Linked DNA regions of Mus musculus: regions 2 and 3 are each linked to region 1. The links are chromatin loops, found by intact Hi-C in ENCODE. Cell type or tissue: left cerebral cortex. All regions are shown on one strand. Links, peaks and the distances in the headings refer to the core of each region. The heading gives the core; the rest is flanking DNA. Region 1 has its middle 13 kb from the start of Gm33197. Region 2 has its middle 23 kb from the start of Gm33140. Region 3 holds the start of Trpc7 (transient receptor potential cation channel, subfamily C, member 7).

Region 1 (11,072 bases), core at 1,210-9,209:
TGCCTGTACAAATGGTGTTCTGTTCAGAAAGTCTTCTCCTGTGCCAGCGAGTTCAAGGCTGTTCTCCACTTCCTCTTTCCCCAGGCTCAGTGCACTAGGATTTATGTTGAGGCCTTTGATCCATTTGGAGTTGAGTTTTGGGCAAGGTGATAAGTACGGATCTATTTGGATTCAGCTACATACAGCTGTCAAGTTTGACCAGCACCGTTTGTTAAAGATGCTGTCTTTTCCCCACTGTGTATTTCTGGCTTTTTAAAAAAAAATATAAAAACTCAAATGTTCACAAGTGTGTAGATTTATGTCTGTGTCTTCAGTTTAATTCCATTGATTGACATGTCTGTTTTTGTGCTACCACTGTGTTATTTTTATTATGCTATTTCTGTAGTACAATCTGAGGCCAGAGATGTTGGTACATACAGTGGTTCTTTTATTATTCAGGATTGCTTTAGCTACCAAAAATCTTTATCTCAGGGCTGGAGAGTTGGCGCAGTGGTGAAGAACACAGGCTGCCCTTGTAAAGGCACCAGACTTGGTTTCCAACACACACACACACACACACACACACACACACACACACACACACACACACACAGAGTAACTTACTGCTGTCCATAACTCCAGTGACAGAGGGCCCTGTTGAGATTGGTTCTAATGCTTTGTCTTATTTCGGCTCCCCCCACCCAAACTCCCCCCCTCCCCGCCAAAGTGCTTCCAGACCTGAGGGACCTGCCCTCAGCTGGCTTTGATTGATAATAAAGAATTGCTATACAGCCAATGGAAGTGGAACTTTCAGATTGTGTGGGCGAGGGGTCAGATGAGAGAGGAGAGACAGAGAATCACCATGACTGGGAAGGAGAAAGATGAAACTTTAAGGGGCTGCTGGCATATGAGAATCCAACAAAGTAGCCCTAAAGGCCACTTCCCCAGTTGGGTCTGGGGTAGCAGAGATGAAATATAGATTTTAAAAGGTTATTAACTCAATAATACCAGAGGAGGTGTTCATTAACTGGGGAGGACTAGAAATGTCCAACTATTGAGCTATTAAAGGCATATCAAAATTAGCTTGTGTGTGTGTGTGTGTGTGTGTGTGTGTGTGTGTGTGTGTGTGTGTGTGTGTTTCACTAGCAAATCCAGAGGGCTCTGGCAGGTAGCTGGAAGAGCGACCTCCCAGGAGCCAAAGCAGTCTAATTCACCACTGCAGGGTCCAAAGCCCTCTACTGGCCTCTGGGACACTGTACACACATATTACATTTACGCACACAGGCAAACACTCAAACACATATTTTTTAAATATTAAAAAAACCCTTTAATCACAGATACTATTCCTGAAGATTGATTGGTTGACATCTTATAAATGGTGGCAAAGCATCTTGGGCTAATGTGTGTGCATGGTTTAGGAGACAGAATCCAAATAAAATACAGCACAGAAATAAAACAAACTAAGAAGAAATGAAAACTGGATTGTCTCAAGGATCTGTGAGCAAAATCCCAGAGCCGTCGGGTGATCTCTGTTCCTTATTTATTTGGTTCTGAGTCCAAACGGGTGGATTCTCCCAGAGCAGGCAGAACCATCGCGGAGGCTAGAGCCATGGTGAGTGGCCACTGGTTGACTTCTAACAGCTCTGCCTTCTTAGTGTTTATTCAGGATCAGGGAACTAAACTCCCCTAGGAACCCATCCTTAGTCATCTGCTTCAGTCTGTACCTGAGCTGTAGAGGCCTCCTGCCATTTTTCAGCCCCTGTCTGAGTTAGCAGTTGCTACCCTCTATGCACTTGCAGAGTGCTTCTCTTTGTTCTGATACATCTGTCACACCCGGCCACACAAAGGGGCATTTTCAAGGATCTGTAGGAATAAGGAAATCCGAACACACACACACACACACAGACACACAATACTACAGAGAGTCAGAGGAAGAGAATGTTCTAGAAGCACCTTAAAGAGCCGTGGCTATTTATAGATCTCAAAAATAAATGGCTTCCTTTGATTGGAAGAGGTACTTCTGAAGGAGCTCCTTCAGAAAACAGGACGAGAACATGATGAAGTGGCCCCTCAGACAATCTGCCTGCTGCAAAGGTTTCTCCTTAGTAAAGATATCAGGATTAGCATACCATCACGTGTACCAGACATTAAAAGCTACTCAAAGAGGCAGAGGGAAGAGCCTTGATAAAGTTGTTTTGTTTTGTGACTAGGGAAATAAAAAACAACAACAAGAAACTGTGAGAGGAAATCTTTGGTTTGATTATAAGAAAAAGAACTGGAGTTTCTTCTGCAAACATAAAGAGATTGGATAGAGTATCGCATGGCCATAGCCTGCTATCGGCACCTAGCATCTTGTAGGGAGGTGGGGCCAGGAGTAATGCACACACAGAAGCACTTGGATGGTGGGGAGCAGAAGATCGTTCACTCACTGAGCCCCGACTGTGCTACCCCTCAGATCTCTGACCACCTGCTGTGGTTGTTAAGACTCCAGGGGTCTTGGGAGAGATTCATATAACTGTTCTCTTTCAGAAATGAGAAAAACCAAGGTTCAAAGACAAAGAAGGGAAATGACTAAGAAGACACCACAGTGGTCCCACCATTGGCTGCCCTTCCCCACGACCACGCCTAACCTCGATGGGACTGACACATCTTCAAGGTGCCTTTGCAAGGCTACATTTAGACCAGTTCTCATGCTAACCCAAAGAAGACTCAAGTACTACACCCCGAGGCTGTGGGATTCACACCATGAGCACAAGTAAGTGTAGAAATTCGGGTTTTCACACCACTGTTTTATCCATGGGTCCTTTTCTGCCATTAGCTTGGGCCGTTGCCCTTGTCAGCTAAGCCACCGCGGCATAGGTTAGTAAGTTCCTAGTAGAAGACCCTGTCTTCCTGTGTGGCTCCTCTGCTCTGCGTCAGCCCTGGCTGTGCCTGGGCTCCTGCTGGGAAGACAACCCAAGCGTAGACACAGTGTACCCATGGGGCACTGCCCACCCGCCCAAGGTGCCGCTACATGATGCCACACTTTGGTTTTTTTATTGATGGAGCAATCAAAGGTCAAGGGGGTACGTGATTCATGGCACTCTGCCCAAAGCCTTGCTGGAAGCCCACTGTTTAGCAGTCCTGTAGGCCTATATAGCTAACAACTGCTATTAGATAGGAGTTGTGAATCTTCAGTAAGTCACAAGGCAATATTCACAAGGCAATACTCCAAAGAGCCACGCCTGCAGCCCCAGACTTTCTTTTCAGACATAATGTTTTCCTTTTTAATTATGTGTATGCTTGTGTGTGCATGTGTGTATGATGTGTGTACTTGGGCACTTGGGTGTGATTCCTGCAGAGCCCAGGAGCTATGTCAGATCCTCTGGAGCAGGACGTACAAGTGGCTGTGAATGGATCCAGGTGCATGCTGGGAACCAAACTCCAGTGCTTTCTCCATGAGCAATCTGCACGCTTAACCACAGAATCGTCTCTCCAGTCCTCATCAACAGATTCTAAGTCATGTGCTTGCAGAATGCAAAGAGCAAATTAAAACAAACATGCATAAAAGTAAAAGTATAGAACCAACTCTACAGTTTACACACGGGGTCCTTCCAGAGCAAAGCAAAGCCATGACTTATACCCAGTATGTAGCAGCTAGGGCCAGGGAGAAGTGAGACTTCTCTGCCTCTATCCGCACAGCTGTCTTAGGTGTCAAGTCTACTGCCATACTTTGGGTATGTTGTAAACATTGTTCTGTTTTGTCAAGGATTAGTGTTGTGCTGGAGAGATGGCTCAGTGGTTAAAAGCACTTCCAGAGACTGCTCTTCCAGAGGTCCTGAGTTCAGTTCCCAGCAACCACATGGTGGCTCACAACCATCTGTAATAGGATCCAATGCCCTCTTCTGGTATGTCTGAAGAGAGCAACTGTATACTCACATACATAAAATAAATTTTTAAAAAGCCGGGCGTGGTGGCACACGCCTTTAATCCCAGCCCTGAGAGGCAGAGTCAGGCGGATTTCTGAGTTCGAGGCCAGCATAGTCTACAGAGTGAGTTCCAGGACAGCCAGGGCTACACAGAGAAACCCTGTCTCAAAAAAAAAAAAAAATACCAACCAAACAAACAAACAAAAAAAAACAACCCCCCCCCAAAACAAACAAACAAACCAACAAAAAAGATTGGTGTTGTTACTCTCTTACGGTGCCTAATGTATAAACTATTGAGAGACCAGGAATTAGATAGAAACCCTGGTAGGTAGACAGATAGGGAGAGTAGCCATTGCTAAGTAATAAAGGTGACTTACTAAGATGACCACCTCTTCCTTCCTCACCCTCTTGACTTGAGACAAAAGCCTGGCAGCTTAAAACAAAGGTCTTGTAGAAAGGTTTTGCCCCCCCCCCAAGCAGCCCCCCCATCCATGGTGAACTGGATTGACGAGATCAAGGACAGGTTACACAGCAACTGCAGACCACCCAGTCAATCACCCCTCCTTCTAGGCAGCCGACTTAAGTTAGGGGAGAACCAGAGACTTTAAAACCCCCAGTGGATTTCCAGCTTTCCGAGTCCCCTCTGCTTTGCAAAGGATCTTTTTCTCTGCTTGTCTGCTGTACATGTGTGTTTCATCTCTCTCACACAGCCCTCCCACGCCCCCCCTCCCCCCATGCCTCTTCAGCTGCTGATCTGCCTGTCCCTGTCTGAGGTGTCTGAGATCTCGCCACTGCTACCTGAGCTGCCTGAGATTGTTCTGCCTTTTGATTCCTTAACTGGTTGGTAGGGAAAACAAACTTAATCAAGAGCCCTAGACTGTATCATTGCCAGAGTAATGTGTGTATCAGGGAAAAGCACAGGATACGAGGGTATATAGTCCTATCGAAGTTCCAGACATTTGCTGGGGTGGGGGTGGGGGGCGATGTGTTCTTTGTGCATAAACCATCGTGGACTCTCCCTGATGCAACACTGTAGCCATCCATCTGAGTGTCTGTCACTCAAGGGGAAAGGGAAGCATCAAATCCACAGGCAATGAACCCAGTTGGCCGCCAGAGGGCAGTAAAGGACCAAACTGGAACTGAGGCTAGGCAGGAAATTCACATCAGCCAGGGTAGATGACCCAGGATAAAGCTATTCTCCAGGTTCCCAAGGCTGAGCAAGCAGGAAAAGATGCTACCCAGAGTCAAGCTTTCTAAAGTCTCCACGCTTGTGGATATGCCTCTAATCACCTCAGAGAGGCCTGGAAAGTTCCACTGCTGCTAATGAAGGAAAAGCCTTTTCTATACGCATACAATCCTGCACACATCCTAGCTAGAATAATAGAAAAGGAATCCCATGCCACATGGTTTAGGGTGGTGGGAGTTTAAGAAAAACGTCCCACAGCCAAGGAATCCATTGGTCTAATCAAGCTTGGCTCCACAAGCATCTAATCGCCCCCACAGCTCCAAGGAAGCCTGACAGACAGGCCTGTCCCATGATGCCCCGCCCCCCTCCTAGCATCTTCAGGTTCTGGTCCATCCCTGCTCTGAGCTGACAGCTGTCTGCCTCCCTTGGTGATAAAGGGAGCTGCGGCTTTCTTCTTGGAGGGACTGAGGAGTTTCGGGAGACTCACCAGAAAGTCACGAGGCCTCTCACTGACCTTATGTAAACAGTTAACAAAGGCTGGGCGTGGGGTGGGTGCGGTGGGATCTCCTGCAAGGTGCATCAGAGATGCCAATGATGTAGCTTTCCAGAATTGCTACCCATACTCCTCTGGGGTTTCCAGTGAGGCATCTGCCTATCACCCATGCTTCTGTGAGTAACCCAAGCAAGCTGGCCCACAAATCTAGACTGGGGTGCAATGGTTCACTGCTCTGGTCCGGCTTCATCCGTGCTTTATCTGGGGTGAAGAGGACCTTTGTTCCCAACAACACTAGGCCTGAGGTTTCCAGTTCTCCTGTCTTTTTAAATAAGAGTAGACTGCACTGATTACAAAGTAGCAAGAATATTCTAATCACAGAAAAACAACAGTACAGATTAGGGGGATACAGTGTTACGATCTACAGAAACCAGGAGACTGACTACACTTGAGGGCCCAGGATATTGATTGGAGCTGTTTCAAATGGGGACTGAGGAAAGGAGAGCTCATTGCTAAAGTTATCATTTAAAGTTAAGATTTGGGTGGGGGGTTTTTTTTTTGATTGACAGGTTATATAACCATTTTTTCACTCTACATGTCTCTTCCCATAATGCATCTATTTTATATGCATGATCAATTATTCAGAAGCATAAGATGATAAGTAGGGAACCCTTTCTAGAAGTTTGAAGGCACAGTTTGCCTTATATAGACCCCAAACCAGTTCAATTTGTTTGTCCTTTTCACTCTTGTACCTGGTATTATCTGAGTACAAATGAACAGACTCATCTGTTTGGTGGTTGGTAAGGGGAAGAGAACTCTACTGTGTTCTCCAGTGTGGTATGCAGGTGGCTCAATGCAAGAGGTGGCCCTAGGTACCAACAGGTAGCTAGGTGTGTTGTTTGGAGGGGGTATGTGTGCATAGTAAGTAGAGGAAAGGATCTCTAGCTGCCAAGTGTGTTATTCAAAGGGTTTGGTACACAGCCCATACCAAGTGGAGTCCTACGCTATAAACCTATTCTCTACGCTTGCCTCAGTTTGTGGTTATCTCTCCAGGAAAACGTTAATCATCGTACAGAAATGTCACTACTGGTAACCTCAGAAAAACTTCTAGACTTGGTCAGGGAGTAAAGATTGATGTAGGGAGAGTACACTGATATTCTTCTAGTTCCTGAAGCCTAAACTCGACTAGAGGTGGGGAAGGGCCAATCTTCCCACTGTGTTCAAAAATCGCCTGACTGGTCAGCGTTACCAGAAGCTTTGACAGGATTTGCAGGATTTGAGGACCTCAAGCAGGCCTTAGAAAACACCAGGTGTGGCCCTGATGGCTGGATCAGCGAGGTTTCTTTTCTCTGGAAAGTCACACAGGGAAGCAGCCTTTGATTGACAACTGCAATGAGCACTGATTTAAGACTACAGTGGCTCTATCTCCAGCTCCAAGAAGGAGCTATTGCAGTGTTCCTGCCCTGTGCCCGGTAAGCTCTGTGTCAGAGAAGGAAGCCACCCTGGCCTGGGCCTGCACCCCTCTGCCTCTGCTCCTTCCTCCAAGGCTCACCTCTGCCCCTTCCTCATCCTGCTAAGCACAGCCCTCTCCTCTGCTCACTTCTGCTTAATTGATCCTGCATGGCTCTCCCTGCCATATCCTGTCTCTGCTCCAACACCAATCCCAGCCACCCCACAGGTGCTCGGTGGCCCTTACCTGTGCTTGCTTCCTTTCACCTGACTAGCCATTAGAGACATCCTGTCCTGGCAGGGAGCTACTGGGGTACAAAGACATAACTCCTATTCATTGTTAAGTTACTTTAACAAATGTTTACTGAGTGTGTACTACATGCCAGGCTCCAAGCTGGTACCAGGCAGCTCAAAAGACAGAATCTCAACTCTTACCAGCTGACAAACTTTCAGTGATGGGTGGCAATAAGCATTATTAAAAACAAGATGTGATGTCAAACTATTTCTAACATGAGAGGAATTGACCATCACATTAGGACCAGAAGGAAGGTGCCTGGAGGCTTTTCATCTGGTTAAAACCCAGTTCTGTGTGCGAGGGGATACAGCATGTGCAAAGGGCCTGGGGTAGTAAGACAAGATCACTTTTAAGGCAACTGATGGATAAACTGTGTGTGTGTGTGTGTGTGTGTGTGTGTGTGGCAGGAGATGAAAATTTGAAATTGACATATCCAAGCTACAAAGATCTCATCACAAAACCTGCCCCACGGCTGTCTTCATGTCTGGGAAACTCCATTTTCTTACTGCTGGGACAGGGGCAGCCTTGCAGTTAGCTGACAGGCTCCTGTGATCTACAGCCAGTCTTTAGAAGGTCCAGTCAGCTCTACTGTCCTCTGGTCAGACCACCTTCCCCACTTACATGGTGGCCACCCTACCCCAAACCCAGCTCCATCCTCTTTCCCTGTAGAAACAGGCAGGCTCATGGTGCTGTGCTGCTCAAACTCTGGGGGTCCCTGCCTCCTCCTGAGGACACTTATCATACATCTTGTGACCCCAAAGGTCCCACCTCCTTCCCAGTACAGCTACCATACATCTTGTGACCCCGAAGGTCCCACCTCCTTCCTAGTACAGTTATCATGTATCTTGTGGCTCTGAGGGTCCCCACCTCCTTCTGAGTACAGCTACCATGCCTCTTGTGGTCTGGAGAACTTCACTCACTTGGACTCCCCTCCATATCGGTTCCTCCCACTTTGCTGCAGAAGTGTCTCTCTCTGCTAACTCATTGTGTACCCTCTCCCCTCAAGGCCTTTGCCCTTGGGCCTCTCCTGGCCACCCCCTCCGGCACACACACTCCATGTATCTTCCCATCTGTAGTGGCTATTCCTGGTTGTCAACTTGACTACATTTGGAATGAACTACAATCCAGAATTGGAAGGCTCACCAGTGACCCTTATCTGGAGGCTTGGAGATAGAAGATTCTGATCTGGATCTTGGTATGGAGATCTTGAGCCATAGTGGCTATGGATTCCAGAAGATTAAATCTCCGAGTTCAAGGTCATCTGGGACTAAAGGTGTGGTGGAACACATCTTTAATCTGGCTACACCCTCTGCTGGAGACAATATAAGGACATTGGAAGAAAGGAGTCTGGCTCTTGCTCCTTCACCTGCTTGCTGTGTGAGACTGAGTAACTGCTAGATCCTTGGACTTCCATTCACAGCTGCAACTGAACCATTGTTGGGAATTGGGCTGCCGACTGTAAGTCATCAATAAATTCTTTTACTATATAGAGACTATCCATAAGTTCTGTGGCTCTAGAGAACGCTGACTAATACACCGTCTTAAAATCCTTCATGTCTACTGAAAGTCATCTTGATATGGAGGCCTCTCTCAGCCCAGCTCCTCTCTCTCCCCTCCTTATCTGCTCAGGACAGTTTCTATTTCTCTCCGTGGTGGTGCGACAGAGATTTGTTACCACCTACTCTGTTCTGTTTGGTGCTACGTCGGCAGCACCTGGCTCCGTGCCTGGAGTGTGGGGGCCAGGCTGCTAAGAAGATCCCAACTTGAGTTAAGTAGTTCAGCGTTTAGGCTAGGAAGCAGTAAGAGCCACTGAAAGTTTTTATCGATGTGCTGAGATCTGATTTGTGTTTTGTGTCTAGGACGGAGGTGGCGCAGAAGATGCTGGAAGCAGAGGTGCAGTGGAGAGGAGGACAATGGTGGTGTTGATTTTTACAGGACAATGTCAGGGATATGACAACAGGATGCTAATGAGGCATCTAGAGAGTCATCCAGGCAGAAGCTGCTGACCAGGGCCAGAGGACTGTGTGTGGCCCGCCATTTTGATCAGCCCTCAGACAAGCTGAGCACTGAGAAGGGACCACTGTGCTGACTTTTTAGCAGAGGCAGGGGGATGACAACCTGAGATTACTTCCTGAAGATGAGAATCTGAGATGAGCTGCTCATAAGTCTCCCAGCAGGAGGAAGAGGAGCCATCCTGCCAATGAGCACTGCTCTCTGCCACCCCACTCCTCATGCTCACACACCCTCCAGGTGTCTAGCACAGGTGGAATCTCTAAAGGAGGACAACGGGACCAGGTATGGAGCAGGAAGTTTCTACCAGACAGGAGCACCTGTGGCAGGAAGTCAGGTGGACGGCAAGCTATTGCGGGAGGAGCTGGATTACAGTGGAGAGAGAGCCTGGGGTTCGGCATCCAGATTCACAGGCAGCAGGAAGAGAGGGACACTGGGCCTGGCTTGAGCTTCTGAAACCTCAAAGCTCACCCCTAGTGACACACTTCCTCCAACAAGGCCACACCCCCTAACAGTGCCATTTCCAATGAGCCTGGGGGAGGGACATTTTTTATTCAAACAACCACACAGGGGAAGGGGAGATGGGCTAGTGGCTCTCTGCAGCTAAGGCCAGTCCCAGAGATACAGTAGCTGGACCCTGTCATTAGAGATACCAGGGTCAAAGCCTGGACCCTGTAGTCCCAACATCTAGGCTAGGCTCAGTAGGTATGTAAGACAAAACAAAACAAAACACGAGAAAGATTTACTCAATATGGCCACATTGGAAAAAGGAACACATTGGTCCAGGGACTGCACCCTCCCCCAGTCTGCAAGGTTTCATTTGAAGGCAAGAGGCATATACAACTAAGCATGATTTCTCCTGATGCATGGCCCTGCCCATCCCTGCCCTGCATTGTCTCAGCTGGCTCCAGGCTCCCCTGCATACTTTGTCCAGCAAGTTGTCAAAACTGTGTGAAATCTCTTTCCAGAAACCAGTTCTCCTGGGGATGGCACCAGGGTACAGCTTTTTCCTTCTCTCTGTATGTGATTCCTGGGAGAGTTCCAGTTCCTTGGAACCTATTGTCTCAACAGTCAGACAGCCAAAGGGAGTGAACCAAATGTCTCTTTAGAGTACCTTCACCCCTGGTAGCCAGGCAGCAAATACTTTCTTGGGAAGAATTTACCGAGATCTGGGTCCCAGGAACTTTCTGCTTCTCCTAGATATGGGGCCATCTTGTCTAAATATGCTTCTGGCCTTGGAGGGTAGCTTCCCTGCAAACTGCAGAGAAGACCTACAGTAAGGCGCTGCATCTGAGACACACTGGCCAGACAACCTCACAGCCATGCTGGCATCTGCTGTGTTGGGGAGATGAGCTTTGGGGCCATCTTGACAGGTGCTGACACCCTTATTTGGCCACAAGTCAGCTCACAACTCAGTGTGACAAGATTCCTGAGTTCTCTGTTTTGTGCCTGTTGGCCAGCAGGTGTTTGTGAATGGGTGAACACCCACTATTGTCAGGTGTGCAGGTGTCTGTGAGTGGTTGAACATCCACACTATGAGGTGTGTCTATGCCTTTGTCCCACACAAGCCGTGGTAGCCGTGAGCTTCTAGGACAGGGGCTGTTCCTCACACCTGCAGAGGTGTGAAGGGAGAGCTGTTTCAGCACGTACAGGTTACTTTATCTGACCATGATCACTAGCTAGTTTCATGGCTCGGAGCCCTGAGCTCACATCCAACCCATCAGTGTGAAGAAGAAACCCTCCTAACACAGC
Region 2 (11,072 bases), core at 1,363-9,362, 240 kb after region 1:
CATAGCCTACATGTTTGAGTTTTATTTTTAGGGCATGCTGATATGTCTCCCAACAAACTTCCAGTCTGATGTGTTTGTTCTATAGATAAGAAAACCTTGTCAAAGCATGGCGGTATATGTCTTTGATGGACTGTGAGTTCAAGGCCAGCCTGGTCAACATAGTAAGTTTCACGTCAGCCAGGGTTACATAGCAAAACGCTGTCACAAAACAAACAAGCCAGAAAACCTGGATGTACTTAATGAAAGCTGGGACACACTCTAAAATAGCCTTTCCAAATGTTCCCCACCACAGAACCCAGGCCTCGCAGGCTAGTAATAATCATTTCCCAGGACAAGGAGAATCGATATCTCTAAATGTTTCAGAAGGGTTGAGTTAAGCAAAAACCAGAAGTTCTCAGAGACTCTGACAGCAGATGGTGGGACTTCCAAAAGAGAAGAACGCATAGATGACTTACTAGTCTGAACTGCTTTGCACAGGCTTGCCCAGAATTTAGTTAGTGAAAAGCCCCAAGCAAGAGAGGGAAAACAGTCCCCTTGTACAAGCCGCAGAGTAGGTTAACCAACACAGCAAGAGAAAAACAGAGCCCGAAATCCACAAAGAGCATCCTTGGGCTCAAAGAGAGAGGGCCTGCAATTGTAACGAAGGAGCACCTTTGGGGATGTGTTACTAGCACCATGGCCAGGGGTCAAGCAAACAACTTTTCTGCTTAAGGACTGCATTTAGCAGTTCTGCTCTGCCTCAAAAAGAGAAGGAAGCTCACACAGCAGTGCTGTGACAGTTCACAGGGGATGCAAACCAGAGAAGAGGAGCATTTGAAGTAACTGAATCCAATCACGCCAATCTGCCTTTGGTTACAATTGGATGCTACAGCCATAATTGTTGTCTAAGGTGTCTGTGGGCTGTAAAATAGCAAGTACCCACTGTTTCACAGGAGATGGCTTTTGACTGCAGGAAGCCCTCTTTGTAGGAAGTTTATATTTCTTCTTATGCTTAGGAAGTGCTCTGGGACAGAGGTCAGTGTAAAAAAAATCTAGATTTATTATGACTATTAGCAACGGCACAAGTGTTATGAAGCCATTCATTTTGCCTTTGGTACGGACAGCTGCAGAAAGCAAGTCTCCTATGAAGGAGGGGGGGATACAGAGGAAATTGTTGGCATCTGTCTTCTGCATGTGCCCCTGATTCCAGTTTCAGGTGCGTGGAGTGGGCTGAGCACACAACATGGGTACTGTCCAGAAGATGGGCTTTGTCAGGATGCTAATCTCCACCATCCTGAAGGTGGGAAACACAGACAAAGAACAGGTAGGTACCAGCCACCCATCTAATGACTGCCCCGGGCAATCAGAAGCAGATGGCTTTGGGGCCTGGATTGTCTTTTCATTTTTTCCATATTTCTGTCTTCATTAAAGCTAGATTAATGAAATTGGCTATCAAGCTTTTACCACAGTCCTGAGAAAAGGGGCAGAGGCCGGTTTCCCTGATTTGCTGAGGAATAGTTTTAAATTCTATCCCTTGGCTCTTTTGAGGCCAAGCTGGAGAACATTAGTCTTTCCTGCCCATTCTTTGTTACCTCTTCCTCATGACCAAATGAACATTTTCTATTCATGCGTGTACCTCTGAGGAGAATGGAGAAAGATAGACCTTGCATAAACATTGGCAGCTTACAGACTTGGAGTTACCTTGGTTTGTTGAGCTTGCTAATGGCAGTGATGGGGACAGAAAGGTTCCTTCAACAGAAATGAAAGGGCACCTTTGGTCGATGTCCATGTGTGGGTGTACAAGGACTGAAAGGTATTCTCTTGAAGTCCAGCTTGTATTAGCTATCACAACAAAAACCATTGCCCAGAACACACCAATTCAGAAGGAGTAAATTCTCATGGCATAGCGGAGGTGGCAATGACATACTATTATGTTAAAAATATATTAAATATTTTAAATTTAATTTTAAAAATATTTTATAACAAATATTAATATAATATTTCATAATAAAATATTTTAAATTATTAATATAATATTTCATGATAAAATATTTTTAATTTAAATACAAATATATTAAAAAATAACACAGTGCTCCACACTGATGCAGAGCTGGGAGAGAGGAGACCGAAGACTCCAACTAGGAAAGATGAGGAGGAAATGATACAGTTAACTCAATGGCTTCACTTGTGCATGCTACACATGCTACAGTGTTACACTGTGCCCCAGAAAGCTCTGTACCACATATTAATGCTTTAACTTAATGGGTAGAGAAAACTCACCAGCTATCACTTGGATTGTGGCGCTATGCCTTTAATCCCAGCACTCAGGAGGCAGATACAGGCAGACCCCTGAGTTTGAAGTAAGCCTGGTCTACACTCTGTACCAAGACAGCCAGAGCTACACTGAGAAACCTTGTCTCAAGCCCCAGACTCCCCAAAAGGGGAAGCAATATGAGCTTGTACTGGCTAGTTTTGTGTCAACTTGACACAGGCTGGAGTTATCACAGAGAAAGGAGCTTCAGTTGAGGAAGTGCCTCCATGAGATCCAGTTGTAAGACATTTTCTCAATTAGTGATCAAGGGGGAGGGCCCCTTGTGGGTGGTACCATCTCTGGGCTGGTAGTCTTGGGTTCTATAAGAGAGCAGGCTGAGCAAGCCAGGGGAAGCAAGCCAGTAAAGAACATCCATCCCTCCATGGCCTCTGCATCAGCTTCTGCTTTCTGACCTGCTTGAGTTCCAGTCCTGACTTCCTTGGTGATGAACAGCAGTGAGGAAGTGTAAGCCGAATAAACCCTTTCCTCCCCAACTTGCTTCTTGGTGATGATGTTTGTACAGGAATAGAAACCGTGACTAAGACAGAGCTGAAGAATATCCAGGGAGAATAGTATGAGGTGGGAGACACCAGACCGTGTTCACCTGCCACTTGTTGCCAAGGGTCCCCAGGGGACAGGCCTTGAAGAGGACAGAGGGTGGAGCCCAACCCCTTAACTTCCACTATTCTCAGAAGGGAAGCCCCTGTGTGTAAGTGTGCTTAGAGGAAATAAGGAAACAAAGCTTGAAGAATACAAACTCACTCCTCGGCCTCCTGCTTCTCTCTGGGAGTAAGTTATCACTGAGGACAACAGCATACAAGGGAAACCTGGGGGGTCCTGAAAACATCAAGAACTAGCTGAGCCAGGGTCCGTCCACACTGAGGGTCCAATTGAAACTTAGGACTGGATTTATAACAGTCCCAGCTTGTCCCATTGCATGCTCTCCAGCAGCACAGGGACTTGGGACATCAGCCTAAAGATGCTAGAAGCACATGAACCAGGAGGGTTTGTGGCTACCCACCCAGGGACAGCGGTACTTTAGTCAGAGTTCACCGATGCAGGCTTCCAGCACAGGGGCCCCACTCTAGAGCCCTGCGACCTCCTCCTAGCCCGAGGAACAACTATAGCATGCCCTACTCTGGGCACACAGCTAATGCAGAAGAGAGTAACCAGACTGTGGTGTCCTTTTTCAAAGTAACAGGACGAACTCGGATTCTTTTTCATTTATTACTTACTCTGACTTGTTTATTTTTATACTCTGGCTTGTTCATTTTTATAGCTATGTTTGGTCTCTACCATATTACCCTCTTGCTTCTCCCCACATCGTGCCTTTTCTCCTTTGCTAGAAAAGTTAGGGGGAAAGGGGGGGAGAGAGAGAGAGAGAGAGAAGAAAGAGAAGGAGGGAAAGGAGAGAGAGAGAGAGAGAGAGAGAGAGAGAGAGAGAGAGAGAAGAGAGAGAGAAGGAGGGAAAGGAGAGAGAGAGAGAGAAGAGAGAGAGAAGGAGGGAAAGGAGAGAGAGAGAGAAGAGAGAGAGAAGGAGGGAAAGGAGAGAGAGAGAGAAGAGAGAGAGAAGGAGGGAAAGGAGAGAGAGAGAGAGAGAGAGAGAGAGAGAGAGAGAAGGAAAGGAAGAAGAGAGGCGGAGAAAGAACACAGAGACAGTGTCTGTGTTGGTCCTCTACCCATGCCCATTTGCATGACAATGTGTTGTTCTCAGCTCAGTAGCCTGGGGTTGGACCAGCTTTGCTTTGCTTGACTTCAAACACTGAGATTCTGGTGGGAAGATGATGCTACAAGCCCCAAGCCCATCAGACAGTTGTGAGGCAGGGTTGCAGTTCATCAGTTACACTGTAGCGGTTAGCATGAGGGGAGCATGGATTATAACCTGGCCTCTCTCCCCCAGATACACATTAGGTACAGAGCATCACAGCGGGTCAGTCAGATCTTCAGGTACACAGCCATGACTCAGCACAGCGAACCGTGACTCAGCACATTGATCCATGACTCAGCACACTGAGATTGTAAACTGTAGACCGAAGGGGGTGGGTGCTAATGACTGTAGACAGTTTCCTCTGGCGAGCCTCCCTCCAGGATTTATTTTGGGTTATAGTGATGAGCAAATCAAGGGTGGCATTTTAAGAGGCACAGCGTGGCTGTTTTTAAAAGCCTCATAATTACAAGAAAGACTTGGCAGCGGTGAATGTGCCTCTCTGTCCTCATCCTTAGATTTGTAACTAGATCCCAGTGACATTAGCAAACCTGGAAGCTCGAAGCTATTTCCTTCCACCCCTTCAGCTGGCGTCTAAGCACAGCTGTGCAACAGTCACTCTGCAGTGAGGTGGTAGTGGTGGTTTTCAATGTGAAGTCAGAAGGTGGCATATAGGAAAGGCCTTGGAATTTTTTTTTCCAATTTTCTGCTTCTCTTAGGTAGAATGGCTAGATTTTGGGGTGATGAAACTCAAACAGCACAGCTGTTTTTCTGGTTGTAGAAGTGATATTTTTTAATCTATTCGTGAGTTGTTTTTTTTTAAATAACAGAATTTATAAAATAAAATAAATGATAACATTTAAAAACAAAACTGATGAATGCTGGGTATTTTCACTTCCACCACCCAAGTACCAGAGACAATGACATCTGCTTCATACAGAGTCCTGGGCAAGGGCTCTGGGTGTGGGAAGGAGCCTGGGTCACAGCCCGCCCCCCTCACTGAGGAGATGAGGCACTGGGACAAAGCAACAGTGTAGCTCTCTGCTTCCACTCTGCATGGGAGAGTGGGCTGAAAAGCCTCCTCTCCGGAGATGATTGCCATCAGCGAGCTCAGCACCAGCGAGCACTCAGGAAATGCCCTGTCTTCCCAGGCGCAGGAGAGGGCTGAGGAGTCTCCGTGCATCCTCTACTGAGTATCTAATAACTTCTTTCTTCCTGGCTTCTGCCAGAAATTCATGTTCTCAAGAAGAAACAAAGATATGCCTGCTCTGCCTGCTCAGCAGCTTAAACCTGATGGGCTTTAGCCATTAAGCCATCTCTAGACTCGAGTAATCCCTAAAACGTTTTCTAATTGTTTATTAAAAGAGTCAAATGAAATTAGCATTGATAAGACTAAGCCGGCTCTCCTAGGCTCAGGATAAATTATTTCAAGTCAGCCCAAGCTGATGTCACGAGGGGCTGAGCCCACCTCCTAGCACTCATGAATCTGTAACAATGTTTTCATTGGCACAGACTCAATTCAGTTTTCAGTGCAATCTGAGTTGTGAGGTAGCCACAGTAGGGTGGCTGTCATCCAACCGAGACAGGAGAAATACATACGTTGAACCAGGCTGACCTAAGCAATACACGCCTCAGGTTGGGAAAGGTACAGAGCCAGGATGCAATCTCTGGCTTCCAAACAACAGCTTCCTAGTTTCCCACCCCGTCTGCTCTTGTATTTTAATCTTAGGTAAGGCACTCAGCCAATGGTTCTTAGATTCGGGTTTGTATAAAATGGCATGGGGGAATCTATGACAGAGTAAGCATAAGGCCCATATGCAGAGATACAGAAGCATCATCAATATGGGGTAAAGCTTGTCCACGTGCAAGCCCAGAGCCTGGTCCTTCTGATGAGCATTACAGAAGGAGTAACTGGGTTCCTGGGACTCTCTGTGGTTGGCTAAGGCATGTGCCCAGCCACTGAGAATGGAATTTCCTCCATTCCATTCACGTGCATGGAGGCAGTACGGAGACAGACATACGTGGAGAGCTTCATGGTAAAATCTCCTGGTATGAATGTCATGCCAAAACACATGTCGCCTCACCGGCTCACGTTTATGCCATAAATATGGGCCACAGTCCTGCTGCCTGTCATTTTTCATGTTCCCTTGTGTTCAGGGGTCAGTAAGAATCACACGCCCAAGAGACAAGAAGTGGTGTCCTACCTTAAACACGGACCAGCTGGTATCCGCATGAACCGTTAGAGCAAGTACCAAACCCAGACTCCAGCCAGACCCACTCTATCCATCCATTTTCCTAGACTAATCTCAAATTTCTTTCTCCTAAATGGGCATTTGCTGGGTGACCTTAATACCTTGCCACGATGGCTTCTCCCTGTTCTTGAACCTTCCCGTTCAGACCCTGTGCTTCCTAAACTTGGTCCTAAACTTGAATGCTTTTATTTAAACACGCCCAGGTTCCAAGTCCCAAAGCTAAGCTTTCAGTGTTGCTACAATCTCCTTCGTGTTAAAAATGTACCGTGAAATAGTGAAGGCCGATTCCGGTTAGCGTCCAACTGTGTCTCCTCACTTCTATGTCTGGAGCTTGCCCATGGCTGGCGTGCACACGCCTCGAATAGCTCTGAACGTTTCCTGTTTCTGCAATAAACAGGCACTCCCAACAACACGTCCAGCCCCTCATTAAAAGCCCTCTTACTTCTTGCCTCCCTGCCCCCTCCTGGGTGATAATTGGTTCTAAGCTTGACTGATGTATCTGTTTTGTCCCTGAATCTACAAGGGAAGGATATGGCAGTTGTAATTTTATTTTCCACGCTCGGTAAATGGTTGCTGGATTATATATGAATCCAATATGCCTACAGCTGGGAGATGTGATTAGAATAACCCAGACTCAGAAACCACATGGTCAAACACCCTTATCAGTGTGAGCGACCAGTGCTGAAGTGAAAAAGCAAAACAAAAACAAAACAAAACAAAACAAAAAAAAAACCTAGCCAGCTGAAGTTGACCAGAGGCCCTAAGATGAGCTATATTCATTCACAATTTGATTCTTATCTTCTAAGCAGAATTGCAAATTGCATTTGACATTGTAGCTTTGATATAATAAGCTACCTAGAATAGTCAGCCGTCAAACCCATGTGAGATGTGAGCGAGCTCTGGTGCATCTGTGCCTGTTGACTAGCTCTTCCTTCTCTCTTCTCCCCCTTTAAAGACCCAATGAGTGTGGTGTTCATGATGCTCACTGGTCCACCTGCCTAATCCATAAATTTATATCAGAAGCCTGGATATAGTAGGCACTCCCTCAACGAGACACTGGAAATGCCCTCTGCAGATGATACATCCTTAGACATGCGAATGTCATTGGGGTTCTCTATCTGTAACATTATCTATTTATAATATCTATAACATTATCTATTTATAATTTGTAATTATCTATTTATAATCTATTCAGTCAACTGAATGGTAGCCTCAGCCTAGCTCTGCATACTTGCCACATAATGGGGAATAAAAAGCCAACCACGTTTTAAACCATGGAACTAACATCAGCGAAGGGACACTGATGAGCAAAGAAACAAAGGGAATATTCCAAGATTATAGAAACACTACAGAGAAAAGCAAATCATAATGGGAGAAATGACAGGTGCTGGACTGCCAGCATTAACAGGATGGCTAACACCGAAGAAAATGTTATTATACAAATACCTGGGCCAAGTAGTGCAGAGAGAGCAAAGGTGCAGAGGCCATGAGACAGGGGAAGGTGTGATACTTTTAAGAAACAACAGCAAGAACCTGATGAAGGTCAGAACATGCATGTAGCCAGGAACAGGGGTGCATACATGCCTGCAAGCCCAGTAGGCAGGAAGATCACTGTGCCCATTGGAGGCTAGCCTAGGCTATACAGCAAGTGCAAGACTAACATGGACAGATTGTCTCAAAACAACAAAAACAACCCAGATATCTTAACTATCAGCTAGTGATCTGTCTAACCTGCCTTCTATCGGTGCAACAAACCAACACAGAATTGTTAACTAGAGCAAAGTAAAGACAGGCAGGTAGAACACACTCAGAACTGAAAGAGACGTGTTATTTTTATCACCTAAAATCAATACACGATGATGCAAAGATTAAAATAACCTGGCCTCTATCAGCCAGAGCATGCTGTATTGAAGACTGATCTAATAACAGGTTTATATCTAAAGCTTATGAGGAACTACAACTCAATATCTGAAACTTGAAGTGATAGATTTAAAGTGGGAAAAGGACAGATAGCTACTTAAGGTGATGGGAGTCGCCATTTTTCTAATCTTGTCATGACACTACATATGCACGATCCAATTATCACACAGCACCCGGTTAATAGATCTAATAATTGTGTGGCCATTAGAGACCGGGGGGAATGGCTCACCAATGACTGGCCCAACTTGAGACCCACCCCATGGGAGAGAGCTAACTGCTGACACTATTAATGATCCTCTGCTGTGCTTGCAGACAGGAGCCTAGCATAACTGTCTTCTGAGAGGCTTCATCCAGCAGTGGATGGAGGCAGATGCAGAGACCCACAGCCAAACATTAGGCAGAGTTTGGGGAGTCTTCTGGAAGAGTGGGGGATGGGATTGAAGGAGATGAAGGGGTCAGGCACAAGACTTACAGGTTAACCTGGGCCCATGGTGCTCATGGAGGCTGAACCACCAAAGAGCATGCAGGGGTGGACCTAGGCCCTGTACACATCTGGAGCAAATGTAGGTCCCCTAACAACTGGAGTAGTGTTGTTTCCGACTCTGTTGCCTGCCTTTGTATCCTCTTCCCCTAACTGGACTGGCTGGTCAGGCCTCGGTGGGAAAGGATGTGCTTAGTTGGGCTGTGACTTGATGTCTCAGGTGGGTTGGTACCTATGGGAGTGGGGGGGGGGTTCCCCTTCTCTGAAGAAAAGGGAAATGGGCAATGGGGTGGGGGAGGATTTGTAAGGGTGGGAATGGGAGGAGAAGATAGATGGGGTTCTATCAGAATATAAAGTGAATAAATAAATATATTCATGAGTAAAGAAACTTTATCAAACAGGAAAAGCCATTGAATAGCTACTTACATTTCCCAATAAAGAAGACACAAAGGACAACATCTCCATGAAAATGGGCCCAAAATCACAACAGAGTATCACCTTACACCTGTGAGGACAGACACTGTCACAGGCTGAGCTACTAAGTGCTGGGAATATGTGGAGTTCCAGGACCTTCCATGCTGTTGAGGGATACAAACTGATTCTGCCACTATAGGAGACAACATGAAGACTCCTCAAAATCCTAAACCTAGAGCTACCACACCGTCCAGCCATCCTAAGTATGACCTCGAGTGCTGAGTAAGACTCCAATGCTGAGGCGTCATCCAGAGGATGTTTCCCGCTGCTGAGCATGGCAGAGCCCAGTGCTCAGTGCTGCTGGGCGTGGCAGAGCCCAGTGCTCAGTTACAGGGGCTGTAGTCTCAGGAAGGAGCTACTGTGTCCCCAGACCTCTTCCTGTGAGAGGTCTGAAAACCTGAGGAAGCCACTGATAATGGGGCGTTGATCAGGTACCACTCTGATACAGGGAGGATCGCTCTAGAGCTGAGACAGTCCTCTGGACACCTGGCTGGAGGAGATAACAAGGCCAGAACTGAGCTGGCTTCCAAACGTCTTCAAGGTCTCATCAAGTAAAATGAAACTAACTTAGTAGCCAACCAGAACTGTGCTAATGTCACTGCTTTGGCCCTACCAATCATATCAGGGAATACCTCACCCTTCTGGAAAATTCCCCTAGCCCTGCATAAAAAGAGGCCCGAGAGTCATCACTACTTTTTTTAATTAGGTATTTTCTTCATTTACATTTCCAGTGCTATCCCAAAAGTCCCCTGTACACTCCCGCCCCCCACTCCCACTTCTTGGCCCTGGCGTTCCCCTGTACTGAGGCATATAAAGTTTGCACGACCAATGGGCCTCTCTTTCCACTGATGGCCAACTAGGCCATCTTCTGATACATATGCAGCTAGAGACACGAGCTCTGGGGGGTACTGGTAAGTTCATATTGTTGTTCCACCTATAGGGTTGCAGATCCCTTTAGCTCCTTGGGTACTTTCTCTAGCTTCTCCATTGGGGGCCCTGTGACCCATCCAATAGCTGACTGTGAGCATCCACTTCTGTGTTTGCTAGGCCCTGGCATAGTCTCTCAAGAGACAGATATATCAGGGTCCTTTCAGCAAAATCTTGCTAGTGTATGCAATGGTGTCAGCGTTTGGAGGCTGATTATGGGATGGATCCCCGGGTATGGCAGTCTCTAGATGGTCCATCCTTTCGTCTCAGCTCCAAACTGTGTCTCTGTAACTCCTTCCATGGATGTTTTGTTCCCAATTCTAAGAAGGGGCAAAGTGTCCACACTTTGGTCTTCATTCTTCTTGAGTTTCATGTGTTTAGCAAATTGTATTTTATATCTTGGGTATTCTAAGTTTCTGGACTAACATCTACTTATCAGTGAGTACATATTGTGTGAGTTCTTTTGTAATTGGGTTACCTCACTCAGGATGATTGCCCTCCCAGTCCATCCATATACCTAGGAATTTCATAAATTCATTCTTTTTAATAGCTGAGTAGTACTCCATTGTGTAAATGTACCACATTTTCTATATCCGTTCCTCTGTTGAGGGGCATCTGGGTCCTTTCCAGCTTCTGGCTATTATAAATAAAGCTGCTATGAATATAGTGGAGCATGTGTCCTTCTTACCAGTTGGAACATCTGGATATATGCCCAGGAGAGGTATTGCAGGATCCTCTGGTAGTACTATGTCCAATTTTCTGAGGAACCTCCAGACGGATTTCCATAGTGGTTGTACAAGCTTGCAATCCCACCAACAATGAAGGAGTATTCCTCTTTCTCCACATCCTCACCAGCATCTGCTGTCACCTGAATTTTTGATCTTAGCCATCCTGACTGGTGTGAGGTGGAATCTCAGGGTTGTTTTGATTTGCATTTCCCTGATGATTAAGGATGTTGAACATTTTTTCAGGTGCTTCTCAGCCATTCGGTATTCCTCAGGTGAGAATTCTTTGTTTAGCTCT
Region 3 (11,072 bases), core at 1,054-9,053, 370 kb after region 1:
TCTAAAAAGTTTGCTGGGTATGTTATAATACAGGAGGAGGAGCCTCATCAGTCTAGTGTCCAATCAAATAGCACTGACTGTTTAAGAATATTCAAAAAGATGTTCATGATTGTGGCTACAATTTCTAAAACAGATCAAGAAATGTTACCTCCAAGAATGACTGTGAGTCATCTGTGAGGTTCTTGGGGGCAAGAGGGCAATTCTCTAGGAAAGGGCGGCAGGGGATGGTTCTTTTCTGTTATTAACAAGCTGATTAGGCTATATGGAACACAGACAGTTGAGGATGCTCACTGCTCAGTGATGTGTTAGCAGAAGCTCAGCTCTATGCCTGGCCCTGTTCTAAGCTTTGAGGGTGACCTACTCTGCTCCAGTGTCACCACCATGATGGTTCCCAGGACCTATTTGGGCTGCTGGATCAGAGCATTTATTCTCTGAAACCAACTCAAGGATCAACAGTAACGGACACCCTATAAAAACTGCCTCCATGTGCAAATGTAACGCATGAGATTAAAATGTTGGCTTCTAATGGATTTTGCACACTTCTAGCTTTATATGCAAATCAGATTGCACTGATTCATCAACATGCTAGTAGCGTTTTCTTTGGAGATGTGTGGAGAAAGACCCTTGGATATTAACGTACTTATTAACTATGTGACCTTGAAAATAATAAATAGTTAACTTTTCTGAATCTCAGCTCCTTCATATGCAAATGGTGGGCAACAGTGGGGTTCATGGTGCCCTTTATCAATTGTTATGGTGACAATTACCTGAAATATGCAAAGCTCCCAAGAGGGTTGGCATTTCCTGCAGTAGTACATACATTTAAATATTTTCTCTCCCTCTTTTGTTGAAAACAAGTAAGGGAATTCCTCTAGTTAGAACCTTCCAAGAAGACTGATGACAAAATTAATTTTATTCCATAAGCCTCCACACAAGCTCTCCAATATTAAAACTGTGCTTTGTGGAATAAAATACTTTCCCCCAAAGAAATTTTTCTTAAAATTAACATTTTTCTCTTTAAAATATTTATGGTTCTAAAGGATATAGGATTTTAATTTTTCATTAGACTCAAACAAATAGGCTTGCTCACTTGAATAAAATGCTAATTTTTCCGAACTCTTTAGTATTACTAGAGCATAGAAGAATATATAGGAAGCTAGCAGAAATGTCTTCCACAACCACAAAGTTAGACACTTCACTGTAACTGAAAATAGCCTGTGATTACGTCCTCCTCATCATAATTAGTGAATCAATATAGAACAAGACTTTCTTAATTATAATACACTTTCTCAAGATACTGAGTTATGACTCTAGCTGCTATTGATAGAGATGGTTATTTTTTAATAAATAGCCAACGGTATATTTTTGTAAAATTCTGAGTTAAACTGTCCTTGTTTCTTGTTTCTATACATAATAATCTCATTGAAAAACACATTAGATAAAGTTTATATATGTATGTGTGTGTATATATATATATATCCATCTATGAAAGGAAGCAATGGAGGAAGGGCAGAGGGAAGAGAGAGGAATGGACTGATTATTTTACAGAAATCATAGAAATATTAATTAACTTAAGAAAGGCCATCTGTCCAGTTGACCGGTAACACTTGATAGATTCAGTCTTCAGAGGCCTTCTTGTCTAAGCCCCTTACTATTTACAGAGGCTATACATACATGAAGAGGCGCTTGTTTAAAGGGTGACTACTTACCACCCAGAAAATGTCACACCCCCTTGAAAGCACAAGTTGTAGTAAGCAGAACAGTGAAGTAATTAAATCTTTGCTATCTACACTTAGGATAAGCGAGCCATCAGCTCTCACACTGGGGCATGTCTCGGGGGCGTGTCTTGGGTCCTGCATAAGGTCTTTCTGTCAGCTCAGCTTGCAGGTTCCCCATAGAGTCTAGAGCTCATGACCTCTCATCAAACATCTTGTGTTTGTATCCTTGGATCTCTGAGTGCAACCTTCAGTCTCACCACCTAGAAGATGGACATGACAATGGCTACTTGCTTATTGAGTTGTGGTGACACTGGAGCAGAGTAGGTCACACTCATAGCTTAGAACAGGGCTAGGCATAGAGCAGAGCTTCTGCTATCACATCATTGAGCAGTGAGCATCCTCAACTGTCTGTGTTCCACATAGCCTAATCAGCTTGTTAATAACAGAAAAGAACCATCCCCTGCCGCCCTTTCCTAGAGAATTGCCCTCTTGCCCCCAAGAACCTCACAGATGACTCACAGTCATTCTTGGAGGTAACATTTCTTGATCTGTTTTAGAAATTGTAGCCACAATCATGAAAATCTTTTTGAATCTTCTTAAACAGTCAGTGCTATTTGATTGGACACTAGACTGATGAGGCTCCTCCTCCTGTATTATAACATACCCAGCAAACTTTTTAGAGTGAGCACCATGTAGCAAAAATTCTGTTGTCTAGGGTCTTCTCAGGTCATGAAATATTGTGCCTTTATTCACAAGTAATTAGAGAGTAGCTAGAAATAGCTGTGTCTTAATAATCATAGGATGATGCTAAATTAATTGTATTTATATTTATCTTTTATGAAAAATTGTGGCTTATCTAATTTGGCACATATATTGAGATTTCAAAGTTTGTACTACAATTGTATAAGGTAAAAAATATAAGTCCTTGAATTATTGTTTTTCTTATAAAGTCAGTGTTTCAGTTAAGGATATTTCTCTCCCATGTCATCAAGATACCTTGGTGTTTAAGACTGATACACTGTGCCATAACATACTGATTGGGGAAAATGGTGGCTGTTGGAGACATGAATTGGTACACAGGGAATTTCCTTTCAATATGTGAAAAGTTACATATAAAGTTAATCATTATAAAGTCTCTTCTACCAAAGTCAGATGAGCCTAGGCAATACTAACAGATCATAAAACGAAGGCCACGTTAGAAAACGCACCACTCTCAAAAGAGAAAGTGGGTGTGGCTTTAGGATCACAAAAGGAGCTTATTACTGTCACTCTATCTTCTGGTTAGTCCCTCCCCCCACAGTCTGTCCCTCCCCCCAAACACCTATAAACCAACAAGTAGGAAATCAGCCCATTCCCCACTTTTCACTTGTTTAAACTCATTAAGACTCTTCATGTTGCTTTAAATAACTAAAGGGTGTGTGTTTGCATGAGTGTGTGTGTGTGTGTGTGTGTGTATGTGAGTGTGTGTTTCTCTCTCTCTCATTCTCTCTCTGTGGGGGGTGTTATGCACTATTCTAGGGGGAGGGGCATGAAGAAATCCTGAGGGGTTCTGATAGAAAAGCAGAGTTGTTCTCTCCCTTTCAAAGCTACGTCTGGAAGAGGGGTGGGGACTAGACCAGCCCATCATCACGCTGCATGCCAGTCTCACACACGGATGCTTCTCCTTCACATTCTCTGGGAAATTTCCCCCAGATTAGGAAAAGGACAGGAAGGCAAGTCGGCCACAAAAGGCGAGTTTTCACCATTCCCCACAAAGGAAAGCAGAGCGCACCTCCACACAATCGCAACTCCGCTCTCTGGAGCAGATCTCGACTTCAGCACCACGGAGAGCGGCACCTCCGCCTCGGCCACCCATGGGGAGCCAGATCCCGGAGACTCCGTTCAGGATTCGGGTCATCTAGAGGAGGGACAAGCCTGCGTATTCTACTCTCGATGTAAGTGGCTTTGGTGGTTGGTTTATATTGATTTTCCCAGTAGAGACTGCTTTATCCCCGAAATATGGAATTGAACTTTTATTTATTAGCCCTTTTGCAGGCACTGCTTAGATTTGGGGATCCAAGTCTGGAGCTGAAATCTTTTCTACTGAGTTGGTACGATATTTTCCCCCTTTTGTTGAATGTCTAAGTTTACAAGCCATGTAGAAATAGGAAACTCAACCTGGTATCCTGTAAATTTCATGCTGGAGTAGTACAGTTTTATTCCTAGAAGAGAGCATGTGTGTTATCTCGGCTTCTGCACTGCTGAGAGCTTCTCTGGTTTGATTTTAATATAAATATGGAGTTGGGGAGAGAACCGTAGCTACATTATAAGAGATTACACCATTAAAGAACTACAGGTGGCGATAAAAGGCTATTTTTTTTCAGTTTTCTTTCTTTCTTTTTTTTTCTTTTTTTCTTTCTTTCTTTTCCCTGTTGAAAATAGGGTCCTGGGTGTATGTTTCCTCTAGCCATTCATTTCAAGATAACAAATATGCTTTTAATAAATGAGACGTAAACCTTGGCAGGGCTTTGGGCATAAGCTTTGTCACTAGAGATGACAGAGTCTCTCACTTAAGTTCATGCTGTAAATTCACTTATGTAAGGCTGGGTAGATACAACCAAAGACGCTGTGCCATTAACTGCCATTTAATGGATTCAGGGTAGCTTTGCAAAAGGCAATAATGATTGACCCCATCTGATCTCCCTCAGTAAAATTTTGCCTCAGAATGCCATCTGCTGGTGGGTCCTCTTCCTAAAGCATTGGGCACACATCAAATTTATGAATGAATGAATTCACATAAAATCCAGAATATCCATTATGGATAGCATACAAATCTACTCCCTGGGATCGACCGGACAGCAGTTCCCCAAGCTTCTGTTATCACAGTGGAATTTCGTATTGATTTCCCTAAACACTTGTCCTTCAGCTTAAAAGTACGTAGAGTAGCCAACTCCTTTAGGCAGTAATTAACCCAGAAAAAAACAGAACTGTGTGGTGCCTCACTGTGGCTAATTGTGGAATTCATGTGGCATTGTGGGTGAGAACTAGCAGGAGCTGTTGCTCGGGGTAAGCAATCATCCCTTCTGGGAAGCACTCAGCAGGCCATGGGACCCCTTTCAGTTCACTCCTGACTCTCCTCACAGAGGGAGAGGAACCGCGCAACACTGTGCACTCTTATTTTATCCCAAGACTAATCTTAACATAACTATTTGAGCTGGCTTTTTAAGCTCTTTCTGGAACTATATAAAATATGAGATACAGACACCCGGTTTCACATCTTCCTGTGGTCTAGATAAGCAAATGAAGATTTTAAAAAAAAATCAGAAACAAAGAGAGCAGGCAAAGTGCTAGTTAATTTAGATTGCTAAACCGTACCACAGTTTGTAAACACTAGGAATAACTTCTTCCCTAGATGATGTTGTGTGTGTGTGTGTGTGTGTGTGTGTGCGCGCGCGCGTGTGTGTTACTGATGTTACTGATAGACATATACGGCATGGAGGAATAATAGATGATAGTTTCCAATCCTAGATGAAATGGAACCACACCCACTTTTGCAGAACTGACTGAATAGTAGATCTTACTATTAGTAACATGGACAGCCTGGAGTGGTTTGCTTCATTCTCGTAGTAGGACCTTACACACACAGTGGAGTAGCTAACCAGGTATCTGTTTTCTTTCACTCAATATACAAACATATGCTCACTAACTTGGGTCAGAACCCAAATGCCTTAGATCCACAATTCAAACAATAACTTTACGGATGCTCGATGATGTGGGGGTATTTACCAGCTACCAAGGCGTCTATAGGCATAATTTCACCTCACCTTCAACATGCTGGGAAGATAAAACTCAGAAATAAGTGGGATACCTTTGGGAATTCACAAGAAACTCAGGAGTAGGATGGAAAAAAAATGGAAATGTTTCAGTTTTCTGTTCTAGTTCTTCAGGGACTTGACAGATTGGCCCTCTGAAAGCTGCTTCCTCTACCTAAGCCCTCTGTGGCTTACAGCAGAGTTAGTCCCTTGGAGCTGATTTTACTTCAGAACTGATACCTTAGTTTTGAAGTTGTCAGTCAGAAACAAGAAATAATAGCTACAGGACTGTCTGGGACCTTTGTAAGAAAGTAGATACTTGTAACCATCAATACCAGAGTTTTATCATTAAAAAAAAAAAAAAGAGACCAATCCAGATCAAGTATTTGAGAATTGACCTATTTCACTATGTACCACAACCTGAACATCAAGAGCTCTAGATGCCGGGTAGAGATGCAGTATAAACAAGCAATCCCCTTGCCCACAAGGATCCTGCACTCTAGTGGGAATGTCTGTGGACTAGGTAAACATAGAAACAGGCAAGAGTAAGATGGATGTCAGCAGCAGACCAGCCAGACGCAAGGCTTGAAATCCAGCAGAGCACACATCTACCAGAGGGTGCCCCGACCAGGCCTTGAGTATCTTGGGAAATGTGACTAATGTACCGGAGTCCCATTTCTTTGTCTGCTAAACGGGAATGGAATTAGCACCTACATGATGCTGTATTTTCTATAACTTAAAATGTCGATGCTCAGTCTGAAGGCTGACGCGTGGTTGATGTGTGATACGTATTAATTGATATAATTGAGTAGTCATTTGGGATGATAGTTAGGCTTATCATATGATAATTTACAACAGTAATTTATATAAAGCACTTAACATGGTAATTAGAACTCCGTAAATGTATGTGTTTCAACCATCTCTGTCATCACAGTCATTTGAAACAATACCCGAGTCTGTCAGCATAGAATATAATCTGAACCCACAGAAGCAAGGTGCATTGGGTTTTGGTCATCACTGTCTCTAAAGTGTCTAGGACACTTGGTAGAAATGCTACTTAATATTCAGTGACAAAGTCACTGAGGTGTTGGGGATGACTACAGATTGCTTGGCTTTCCTCACTTCCACTTCATAGGCTAAAACTCAGAGTCTGTTCTCGGGGAGATGAAGCTCAGAACCTGGTAAAACTGGGCTCGGTTTTCGCGGGTGCCTGATCTGAATTCTGGATCGTTTGGTTCTATGTCCAGCTGGGGAATGTTACAGACTGAATTGATTTCAGGCTTGGATGATCTCCACAGAGGCCTTTGAGGCGTGTTGCAATTTTAAAAGAAGGGAGGGAAAAAAAAGACAACACATCTCTCAAAAGAGATTCTTAAGTGCCCTTTTCTTCTTTGGTAACTAAGCAGAACCCTGACTCCAAACTCACCACATGTACAGCCGGACTTAGGGCCCAAGGTGGCTGCTTTCATGGCTTACTCACATCTGGGTAAGAGAAGCTCGATAAAAATAGCATCCCAAGGAATGGAGAGGGAGTTTTCCAGTCCCTCCTCCTCTCGGATGGTTTTGTCTGCACCAGACTGCTTCTCGGTGACACCAGTGTCAGCATAGGCATTCCGGAGAATGAAAGCCACCGGGCCTTAGATGAGAAGGACAGTGAGCTTGACCGCTCATCTCAGTGACATGGAGATAAAAGGCATCTGTGTTCAAAGTTCAGTGCAAAGGAACATAGCGAAGTAAAGACGACCGAATGCCAGTTGCACTTAGGGATGCTCCTTCTCCTCGCTGCCCTGCAGCTGGGATGGGGACCCGCAGGGAAACACACTGAGTTCCCAGGTGTGAGCCCGACCACCAGCTACTGTAGGCTGAGTGATTTTGCCATAGGCTGTCTTGTGGAGTCCATCCAACCCATGTGACATCCATGTCCCTAATATGATACTATTGGATCAAGATTAAATGGCAAAGACATGGAAGTAAAATATATCCATTGGTACGCATGCATTAAAAAGGCCATCATCAGAAGGATGCCGGGAGCAAGGTGGGGGGCGGGGGGCTGTCAGATCTGACAAGAATTCTACAGTGAGGCTTAAGGTCTACTTCAGCGTTTGAATCCTTTCCGGGTCTGCTGTGTAGACCTCCTGGGACATGTCCCCACTGAATGACACAGCCCCATTTTATAGACTTCCAGCCACACATGAACTGAAGCCTATACGATTTCATTTTAATTCCGAGTTTGGCTAGAAAAGGAGGAGAGCTGGTCATTTTTGAGCATCCAAATGAATCTCAGAGCTGAGAGTTTAAAGGCTCTGAAGACTGGCATGTTTGCTTCATCTTCCATCTGCCTTCAAGGTCACTCAGAAAAATGTACAGCCAGTGAGGACAGTTCCCCTCTGAGAAGTCACAGCCACGCAGTCCCACACGTGTGCGCATGCATGCTCCGCCCCCTACACAGTATAATTATTACAGAAACATCACATGACACCACTCCTCCCTGCCCTAAGATTTAGACATTTCAGTTTGTTCACTTAAAAGATTAGCATGCTAATATTCTGATTTTTCTTTTCTTTGGGTAACATGGAAAATTAACGAATGATGTGAGTGTTGTTTCATTTTGCAGGCTTCGATGTCTACCATATTCATGTGGAGTTTGAATTTAGATTGGGTATTTCTGTGTTCCCTGCAAAGTGTTCTCTGCTCGGACTTGGTTCAGTGGTTATTCTATTTCCTTTGAATTTACTCCCCAAGGCTTCTTGCTATGTAATAGCTTGGTACCCTTGACCTTGTAAGTCTGAACCACTGTCCCTCTTAGACAGCCTTGGGATGGAAAGGGGAGAGAATGGAGCCTGCCTCTCTGAGGACAGCTGCTGCTTCATACCTGGCACAGCTCGCAGGCTCTTGAGGGAAGCTGCTCTTCCTGGGTTTGAGCTGTGATGACTAAGTCCGGGGAGAGGCTCCCCAGAGGGATGGACGACTGTGTATCTCAGAACGGGCGAGTGATTCTATGAGGAACATCATTCTTCTGTGGTTTCAATTTCCACAATTTCGGTGTCTTTGTGTGCCCAGATGACAGGCCTGGAAAGCAGGTTCACTCAAGCTCCGGAATGAGGGGGAGGGGAAGACCAATGAGGGGGCTGGCTTCTACCCCCCTTCAGAAGTGCCTACTAATGAACCTGCACTGTTTGGGCCTCCCTCGACTGGGGAACCATTGCCATAGGATCCCCATCTAGGATCTGCCTTGTGTGGGAGGGAGCAGCCTCTTGGTGAAATGACAACCCTCTGGGGAGAAAGGGCTCAGAGGCCTGGGAACTTGAACTGGAAGCTCTCCCCTGCAATCTTCTATCAAGGCGCGCTTTAGAATAGGTGGCGGTTTATATCGGCAGGGCTTACTGTCAGGATTTATTACCTGGAGCTGGCTTGGAGGGGGTTCCCATGACACCTGCATTTAGTTTTTGCAGAAGAAGGAGCCACTCCACCTTGCCATACGGGGCTTTCCCAAGGGAAGTGTGACTCAGCTCCAGGCAGGATTTAGAGTACCCAGGTCTGACCTCCAATGATCTACAGCAGGGGCTGGACCCTGAGGAGCTGGGTCAGGTCAAAGGTTAAGTGAGCATGAAAGCACCAGTTCAGAATTCCAAAGTCTACACAGTCGCAAACTCCAGGGTCGACGTGAAAGCTCTAGTGTGAATTATTGGTGCAGCTTATTTCTTTAATCGGTTTGAGAGAAGTGCCAGGCACTTGGTAGGCCACAAACACAATCAGGAACAGCAAGACAGTTCTCTGGGACAATGGGAAAGACTTAAAATGAGCTTCTCGGTTCTTACCGGGAAGCAGGTGCTCTCTGGGTTAAGACTGTGCCATCCTGAATCATTCAGATAGCATGGGTGAGAGAAGACAGGAAAAGGGAATTCAGGTGGGAACAACTTGGGGAACAGGAAAATCTAAGATGTGCAAGTTGGGAGTAGCCTGGGGTACATCTGGTCTAGCCCCTCTCATTCACAGCTGTAATCTGGGACCAAGGAACTAGGTACCCACAAGGTTCCTAGGCTAGCTGGAAAGGTCTGATTTGAGCTCAGATTACATTATGGCTGCCTCTTTTGGTGACATCTTAAATTTTGGTCACAGGTCAGTGAGATGGCTAAGCCGTTCAGGCTCTTTCTTATCAATAAGCCGGAGAAGTTGAACCTTTGATTCGTGGGACCCACATGGTGGGAGGGGAAAAACCAAATGCTGCAGGTTACCCTTGGACCTCCACACGTGCTCTCTCACACACATGCAAATGCTGCGCATAAATAGATAAAAAGTAAAGAGAAAAATTAAGGACAAACAAAACAAAACAAAACAACCAACCACCCCAACAACAAATCCTTGGCAAACCCTTAGGTGACTTGGCAAAGCCAAGAAACCTCAAGACTGCCAGAGCCATGTGGCTTTCAAGGGCTGGTAACCAGTGCTCTTCTATCAGCACAGGTGAGGATAAACTTCCTTCTCTGTTGGTTTTACAGAGGACCTGCACAAGCTGGCGAACCCAGAGCTCTTAGCATAGCACCTGGGACACTGCAGGGTCTCGTAAATGCTAACTGTTGCTGTTAGTCGATCAGTAGTAACTTCTCTGTGCCACAAGGGGAAAAGTAACAAGTTAGAAGTATGCACAGCATGTGAGCTGGGCTATGTCTTCTACCGAGAAGACAGAATACAGGTTTTCTGGATCTAGTCATAGGGAGATGAAGATGACTCCCCTAGGAGTCTCTGTAAGAGGCAGTCCTGTTCCTGGCCACATCTTGATTTGAGTAGGTGCCGGATTTGCCTGAGGCCCAGGGGACATGACCCACATACAGAATGGCACCAACTGTAGGATCAGTACTGTGTGGCCATGCTTATAGCCTAGTACAGTGGGACCAGAGTGTCAGAACTCAGTAGAGGGGGAGACGTGGGAACCAAAGGTTCTACTGTATCCTCCATGGAGACTGGGCATAGGCATTGGACAGGAAGGGAGAGATAAACTAACATTGAGTAGCTCTAGCCTCTACCTGCCCCTTGAACCCACACTGTGGAACACACACACACACAACACACACACACACAAACAAAAAACTCTGTGCATCGTTATAGGGCTAAGAAAGCAAGAATGCAGAGAGGTTGGGGGACCTGCTCAGTCTGACACAGAAAGAAATAAAACGTCCCCACTTGCCCGTTTCCCCCGCAGCCCTACCCCATTCCCTCCACTGGTACAGGGCAACTCAAGCTGCTTTTCTGCTCTGCTCCACCCCTCTAACCTCAGGGACAGCAGACAGTAAGTCAGCATTCTCCCAATTGAAAACAAAAAACAAACAAACAAAAAACACAAAACAATAATAGCAAAACAAACAAACAAAAAAACAGTATTTCAGATGGTCTAGCTAGACTTGACAATGTCTGGCAGGATCCCAATCGTGATATTCTTATATGTCAGATTTTCTTTGTCCTTCTGAACAGTCCCCAGGTCCCTAGAAAAGTTACAAATCATCTTTGCCATTGTCCTTCAGGTTGGGGAGCAACACCTTCAAAAACATGCAGCGCCGGCACACCA

The links. Hi-C counts contacts between places; a loop is a spot of excess contacts. Peaks named below come from ENCODE experiments on the same cell type or tissue, not always from the same donor. Only the 100,000 strongest peaks of a DNase experiment are listed, where the experiment ranks them.
Region 2: a loop joins it to region 1, with 3 times the contacts of the local background. A loop is called at or near these places in 2 of 42 quality-filtered maps.
Region 3: it touches region 1 in a loop (4-fold over the local background); 7 of 42 quality-filtered maps call a loop at or near these places.

Annotation. Positions count from the first base shown.
Region 1 is chr13:57,254,039-57,265,110 of GRCm38, reverse strand. No RefSeq gene overlaps it. Among named protein-coding and RNA genes, the nearest start is that of Gm33197, 13 kb to the right of the region's middle. In left cerebral cortex, for the core only: a CTCF peak has its summit at 5,004 (motif pointing right); DNase peaks (open chromatin) are centred at 5,013 and 9,015.
Region 2 is chr13:57,011,073-57,022,144 of GRCm38, reverse strand. No RefSeq gene overlaps it. Among named protein-coding and RNA genes, the nearest start is that of Gm33140, 23 kb to the right of the region's middle. In left cerebral cortex, for the core only: no CTCF peak of the experiment used is centred there; DNase peaks (open chromatin) are centred at 4,372, 5,120 and 5,633.
Region 3 is chr13:56,888,073-56,899,144 of GRCm38, reverse strand. Trpc7 (transient receptor potential cation channel, subfamily C, member 7) reads left to right here and starts at 3,356. Exons shown (of 12, transcript NM_012035.3): 1 at 3,356-3,652; 2 at 11,029-11,072. The coding sequence starts at 3,651. In left cerebral cortex, for the core only: a CTCF peak has its summit at 4,424 (motif pointing left); DNase peaks (open chromatin) are centred at 3,579, 4,425 and 8,413; H3K4me3 peaks cover 555 bases.